Regions from separate parts of the Mus musculus genome. Here region 2 is linked to region 1. A link is a contact called in ENCODE Hi-C data. All regions are on one chromosome and are shown on one strand. Each heading gives the region's core, a stretch centred on a gene start or an enhancer-like site at or near the end of the contact. The rest is flanking DNA. Distances are from core to core; before and after follow the strand shown.

Region 1 (3,376 bases), core at 608-3,107:
TAATCCACCATAAAAACTGCTGAATAAGGCACCTGGCCTGTGCTTATCTAAATCTTTCCATTTCATTTTCTCTATATATTGATTTATTATGTTTGGGGATAAAAATTTCAAACAAAATATTAATTATTTGAAGCAAGTATTAGTGAGACATTAATAACAAAGCATGAAGTCAGAGCTAGACATAAGTAAAATGTTCTAGTCAAAACACAGTGACTACAGCTAATTATTTTAAAATTAAGATCTGGTAAATTTAAAATGATAAGTATGTAAGGTCATAGGCAAGTTAGCTCAATTGATTTAAACATTCTACAATGTATGCCTGCATTATAATCTTACTTCATAACTAAATATCTATAGCATTTGGCGATTTTTAAAACTAGATCTACTTAAGGTTTTAATGTTAAACCTAAGTTCTCATTTAATTGGATTTTATCAAAGGTACTGAAGGAAAAAACTATTGGCAAAGGTCACCATTAACATTTATCAAGCTTTAATTGCATCTACTTACCATAGCTAGGCACTATAGGTATAAGAAAAGGCCAACTGCTAGGTATAATTATATATTTTTTAATGAAGAAAGGAAAACTAAGAAAGGAGAAGAAACTTAACTGAGTTCATAATGTAAGTAGCAGAGGGAATAAATACTCCCACCTGATAACCAAGTTTCTGTGCGTAATAAATACCAGATTATAACATACTGGGTAGAAGAATATAATGCGAATTACAACCCCAATTGTGCTATAAAATTAAAAATATTTCCTTTGTTTCACAGAGTCCAGTCTGCAAGAGGTCCCTTAGAATTAAATAGAATTAATATTTGACTCCTCTTGTCTTTCAGAGGTGGGTAATAATAAACAAGGGCTTGAATGACTAAGAAGAAGTTCTACTCTGCTCTTGGCTAGGTGGTCTTGTGACATCAGATCATTGAATCCTAAACCTCACAGTTCCAGATTTCAAGATGACATTCCACAGGACCTCAGTGGTTCTATTTTTCAATCCAACACGAATGTGCCCAGTTGCTACACGTGTGATGGTGGAAGATAAATAACCCAAGGATCCCAAGCATTACAGACCTTGTCTTCATAAACTATGGAGAATTGTTTCCTATTTTCAGTTGGCGACCATTCACAAATCATCCTGTCCAGACAAACTAAAGCGACACTCATGATTTACTCTTCAGCCTCACATCGAGAAGCCTGCTTAGTACTCTCATAGTACACCCCACAGTATTCTCATAGTATACCCCACAGAAAGAAGGAGGCAGTCTATTTAGATTGAACATTATTTGAGTGTAACCATGGCCACAGCTATAACCACAAGTATCCAAAAGCTTTCCCACCCCAGTAAGCACTACAACATCCTGCTGACATCTGATACCAAGACATGAACGTAACAAGTCTTTTCTGTTAGCATGGCAGCCACAGAGAGTTTTGTAATAGTGACAAATCTGTACTGACACATTTATAACATCTGCTCAAATCTCTTCACTTACCATCAGGACCTGGTTTTAGGAAACTTAGCTCCAGCTATGGATCAGTTTTTGCTCTGTAGCCAGGTGAGTAGCATGTCCTAACTTCACTCACATCCTGGAGCGTTTTCAAGAAGCAAAAGGGACTCATCACTCTGAGCTATATATGCCCTGGACATGAACATCCCTCTCCACAGAGCAAGCTCAACTATCACTGACAGGAACCCCGAGGAAGAAAACCAGCTTTCTTAGTAGGTCCCTTACCATTCCTCTTAGTAGCTTTCTCACAAAGGATGCTCCAGAGGCCCAGATGGAGGATGAAGAATTCCCTAAATAACCGAGGAGTCCCAAGCATGGCAGGCACTGTCTTCATTCCCAGCACGTGTCAGGTAAGGGCAAACTTCCTCTTCCTCCCTAGAGATCTTCAGAGCTGGGTCACGTTATTCACACTAGCAGCATCTTAGGCCAAAATAAATTAATTAATTTAAATCAAATCAGGAGACCTGGTGGGAGAGGACAGTGTGAGTAGTCCGAAGGATTTGTGAGAGCAAGAGGCCCTGCTGTGGTTTTGTTTCTGATCCGACCTGCTGTTCTCTTTCAAGCCCTCTGATGTGCAAAGCAGCTGGCTCCTTGCTTCCGCTCTGCCACCATTCTTGCATAACCTTGAGGTTTTTCTCAAAGTGAACAATTAAACTTAAAAAAAAAAAGATCTAAATTGTTACAGTCTTTAGGTTTAGATTCTGATCAAATCAGGGTCAGGAAATTCATACAAAAAGTACCTATGGTAAGCATATATTTCCCCTTTTTATAGTTTGTGATTATGATACTTCATCAGTGTAATGTATCTTACAACCCTCCCCCCATGCTCCCATAAAGGCACAGTAAGATGAGAATGTTCCTTGTCATGAAACCAATGAAGACTTATCTGACGTTATGGAGAAAATGACTGACAGGGTGCATTTCATCAACAGAAGAGGGAAGGGCCTCCTTCTTCAGTCTGTAGATGCCTATCAACGGAATACATGCTTGCCGTTAGTACTAGCTACACGATCTTCCTAAATATTAAAGTTCTAAGCAAAATGAGCACTTGAGTGCCAATTAGAGGAAACTTTCATTTTCCGCATGCTTTATGTGGTTGTTGTCGAGATGAAGCAGTAAAGTAAGAAATGGAAAAAGTTCAAAATTGGATAGCTCAGGGTTGCTGAGGGGCTGTGGGCACGCAGCCCACGTTCAATCACTAGCTTATAACAACAGGAATTTGGTAATTCCAAATGGAGAGGTGGCACCTGTGCAGTTTAACTCATTGAATGAAATTGAGAAATCTTTCCCTCAGAGGCTAATGGTACCCTTCCAAGGCCAAACTCCATTTAGGGTACCTATTGCATATTTGTCCAGATAAGCCACAGTGGCTGGAATACCAACATGAGTGAACGCCGCTCCAGAATTTAAGGAACTCAGCCAATCCATGCTGATGCTCACGCACCCCTGGTACGCCAGATGATACAGGTAGTCTGCAGAGCTCCTAGAATCTGCACTGTTGACCAAGGAAGCACCCTGCTTATGGTTCATTTTATACAACTCATCCCCCTTCCTTGCTCAGAATGGGGTGCAAAACTCCTGTTGGCAGTAGAAACAAGGCTCAATGTACCTCTAAAATAGCCTAAGAGGTTTCGAAGAAAAGCCTTGAATCACCACCCATCCTAAAGCTCGAGATATCATCCAAACCACAAATAAACTCTGTCAACTCCAGACCATCATAGTTCTCTAGTGGTTCTTGTTCTCTCTCCTCCTCCCCCTCCCCCTCCTCTTCCTCCTCCTCTTCTTCCTTCTTTCGGTGTGTGTGGGTGTATGTAAATGTTTATGTAGGTGTATGAACATGCTGTGTGCTTTCTGCTGGATATATGCAGG
Region 2 (3,376 bases), core at 436-2,935, 180 kb before region 1:
GTCAGAGGGAAGGGACTTGAGGAAGACCTTTGGTTTAGACTCTCTCCACATGTCTGTCTGTGGGTCTCTGAACCAGATTTTATCTGTTGCTGCCTCTCTGATGACAGCTGGTCAAGGCCCCAATCTATTAGTATAGCAGAATGTCATTAAGAATCATTCTTTTCTTCCTTCCATTTTTTCTTCTTCTTCTTCTCTCTCCCCCTTTCTCTCTCTCTCTTTCTTTCTTTCTTTCTTTCTTTTTCTTTCTTTCTTTCTCTCTCTCCCTCTTTCTCTCTCTCCCTCTCTCTCTTTCTTTCTTTCTTTCTTTCTCTTTTTCTTTCTGTCTTTCTCTCTCTTTCCTTCTTTCTTTCCCCAGCTGTGTTTGGTTCTACCCTAGGACTCTGGGCTTTCCATTATCTGGTTCTTGACCATCCAGGCAATATAGGTACAAGCTCTCTCTTATAGGGTGGGCCTCAAGTTAAACTAAACATTGGTTGGTCACTCCCTCACATTTTCTACTAAAATCTCATAGGCAGGACATATTGTGGGTAGAGGATTTAGAGGCAGGTTTAGTGTCCAGGTTTGTCTTTTCATGGTCTGTAGAATACCTTCTCACACCAGAGAGACTAGAGTCTAGAGTCCAAACCTCAGCTCTAGCCTCTCTATGTTCAGTGAGCTGAATGAAAGTTGACCTCAGCAATGGGTCCCACTGTCAGGTTTTAGAGGGTGACCTTCAGTTGTAGGTCCCAAGTCTCTCTCTCCTCTCTCTCTCTTTCTCGATCTCTCTCTCTCTCTCTCTCTCTCTCTCTCTCTCTCTCTCTCTCTCTCTCTCTCTCTCTCTCTGCTTTATACTTGTGATTGAAGATGTGATCTCTCTGGCAGCCTGGTACCATGCCTCCTGGTCACTTAGAGACTCTCCTCCTGTAGCTATAAGCCCAACAAATCTTTTTCCACAGGTTTCTACTCTAGTACAGAAACAGAAATGTCACCAATATAGTCAATCGTTTCTGTAAAGCTTTCATCAAGGAAAAACCTCAGTTCCAGGGCTTCCTGTGACTCATTTGATCTGTCCCTTGGTTCTCATCTGTTTTAAGGAATACTGCAGGACAATCTGATTAGCAGAAAGAAAGTGCTTTTGGGTTTTCAGGAAGTGTGTTCACAGGTAACTCTGAGCCCTTAGGACCTCTAAAGCTCTAGATGAGGTACCTGGTAACCACACACACACACACACACACACACACACACACACACACACTCGCACTGGCCTTTAATATAACAAATCGTAAAATAAAGTTTTCCTTTTTTTTTTCCCCCAGGGTGTCTGTATGAAGCTCCTTACCTTCCCCCTACACACACACACACACACACACACACACACACACACACTATTGTTCTGTTCTCCGTGTTTATCTTTTGCTGTACAGAACCACAGGATGCACCAGGTTTCTGACTCAAATTACTGTCCACTCAAGTTAGTTCCCACTCTGATTTTTCTGTATGGACTACGTCACCCTATACTGCCATTTGGCACGGGAGAGAGGCCAGTGATGGGAATGCAGACGAAACATGCATACACATGTAAAATAAGATAAATAAATCTAAAATGAAAAAAATATAGAGTGATTCTTTCACATTTTTGCTATATTACTCTAAAAGGCGAGAACCTGGCGGGGGCGGGGGCAGGGGCTAGGGATGAGGTTGTAGAGGGCGTGGTTGGTTGGTCGTCTCTTCCTCCACACTAGAGGAGCTGTAGAGTCTGCCTGTGCAGTGGAGGGGGCTCTCTCTACGGCGAATAGTAGTGTCCCTGCTCACAGGTGTTGCGGAGATATCCTCCATCGTGGAAGAGCTCAGACCCCGAGAAGCTGGTGTCTAGCTGCGGCCCAGAGCAAGGATGGGCAGTCTGGTGAGTGGAATCTGAGATGCGAAGGAGGGCGGAATGGGCGATCTGGAGCCGCGGCTCTCAGAAGCCAGTGGAGCCTGCGAGAAAAGCAAGGAAGCTGTTCTTTGGAGAAGTGGTATCCGGGGCTCGGAGCTCTGTAAGGAGGCACCGGCCGGAGAAAGCCCGGGGAACGCGTGTATCTAGGGTGGGCGGCTTTGCTCCTTGCTGCGATTCCATTGCGAAAACACGGCCTGAGCTCCATGGCTCCCAGAAGGGGAGGAGTAGCTCTTTGCGTCCCCTATGTTGGTCCTTAACCTGCAGCAGGGGTGTAGCCTAGTAATCTCGCTTGCTCTCTTTCTCACCCCCTCTCTTGCTGCATTTCTGCTCCTTGCCTAGGAAACCATGAAGCATCTAGCAGTACTGCAGCGAGCAAGCCACAGCTTAGTGGTCTTGTTAAATGCCAAGGTATTTAGAGGAGAGGCCGACATTTTGAGTCTTTGGTACTGTTTACAAGGCAGAAAATTTTAAAAGGAAGGGTGGTCATACGCCTTATTCTTTATACACACGGAATTGGTAGAATTGAATGCGAATCTAAACGCAATTAAACCCCAGGTACCACTTTTCATCAGGCTGACAAAGACCGACTTGTGTTACCTTTCTTAACAAAGAGGAATGTGGATCTGTCAGCTAGATGCTCTTAATGTTCAAACAAGGAATTGCTTTCTGTTTTACAAAGAATCGGAGAGAGAGGTTCTTTTTTTTCTCTCCAAGTCTCTGTGGCTGCAATGAAATAAGGTACAAAATCAGACCTAGAAAGAATAGGGGAATGGGGCTATGCACCTAGCAGCTGTGGAGTTGTCAGCTAAGACCCAGGAGCTAATGAACATCCACCTTCTTGATAAGAATTGTAGGAGGATTTTTTTTTTTGAATCTTCATGATTGGACTCTCTAGTTAATTCTTGATTGGTTAATCTTTTAGCATCCGTTAAATTCTGGGCACTGTCTTCAGGGTTTTAACCGTGGAATTGTCACCTCACACCTGTGATATTGCTGCAGCACTGACTTGCTGGGTTTGCAGTAGGCAAGCTCCTAGGATCTTTACCATTCAAAAATGCTATTTAATAAAGATTTTTGTATATTTGCATATGCACAATAAGATCTCTTGGGAGTGGGACTCCAGACTAAACAGGAAATTCATTCATTTTTCATGTAGGTCTCTCTCTCTCTCTCTCTCTCTCTCTCTCTCTCTCTCTCTCTCTCACACACACACACACACACACACACACACACACACACACACACACCCTCAGATAATGCCATGATTATACAGTTCCTCTTGATGACTATAACTATCACATGATGGCAGGTGTGGAATTTTTCATTATAACATTGTCAGTACTCAGAAGTTTCAGATATTGAAGCATTATGATTTTTCAGTTTCCCACCTATGTTTCATTTAACCCTGAGATTAGTACTGATGTCTTCCCCCCGCCCCGCCCCGCCCCACCCCCAGGCTCC

Evidence for each region. Hi-C counts contacts between places; a loop is a spot of excess contacts on that map.
Region 2: a map of T-helper 2 cell shows a loop between it and region 1 (2.6-fold over the local background). The contact joins the promoter of Cd200 here to the promoter of Btla in region 1. A Hi-C loop is called at or near these places in 5 of 37 maps with a recorded cell type or tissue (T-helper 1 cell, T-helper 17 cell, T-helper 2 cell and 1 more).

The regions. Positions count from the first base shown.
Region 1 is chr16:45,222,818-45,226,193 of GRCm38, reverse strand. Btla (B and T lymphocyte associated) reads right to left here and starts at 1,857. Exons shown (of 6, transcript NM_001037719.2): 1 at 1,733-1,857. The coding sequence starts at 1,841.
Region 2 is chr16:45,407,362-45,410,737 of GRCm38, reverse strand. Cd200 (CD200 antigen) reads left to right here and starts at 1,685. Exons shown (of 6, transcript NM_010818.3): 1 at 1,685-1,882. The coding sequence starts at 1,871.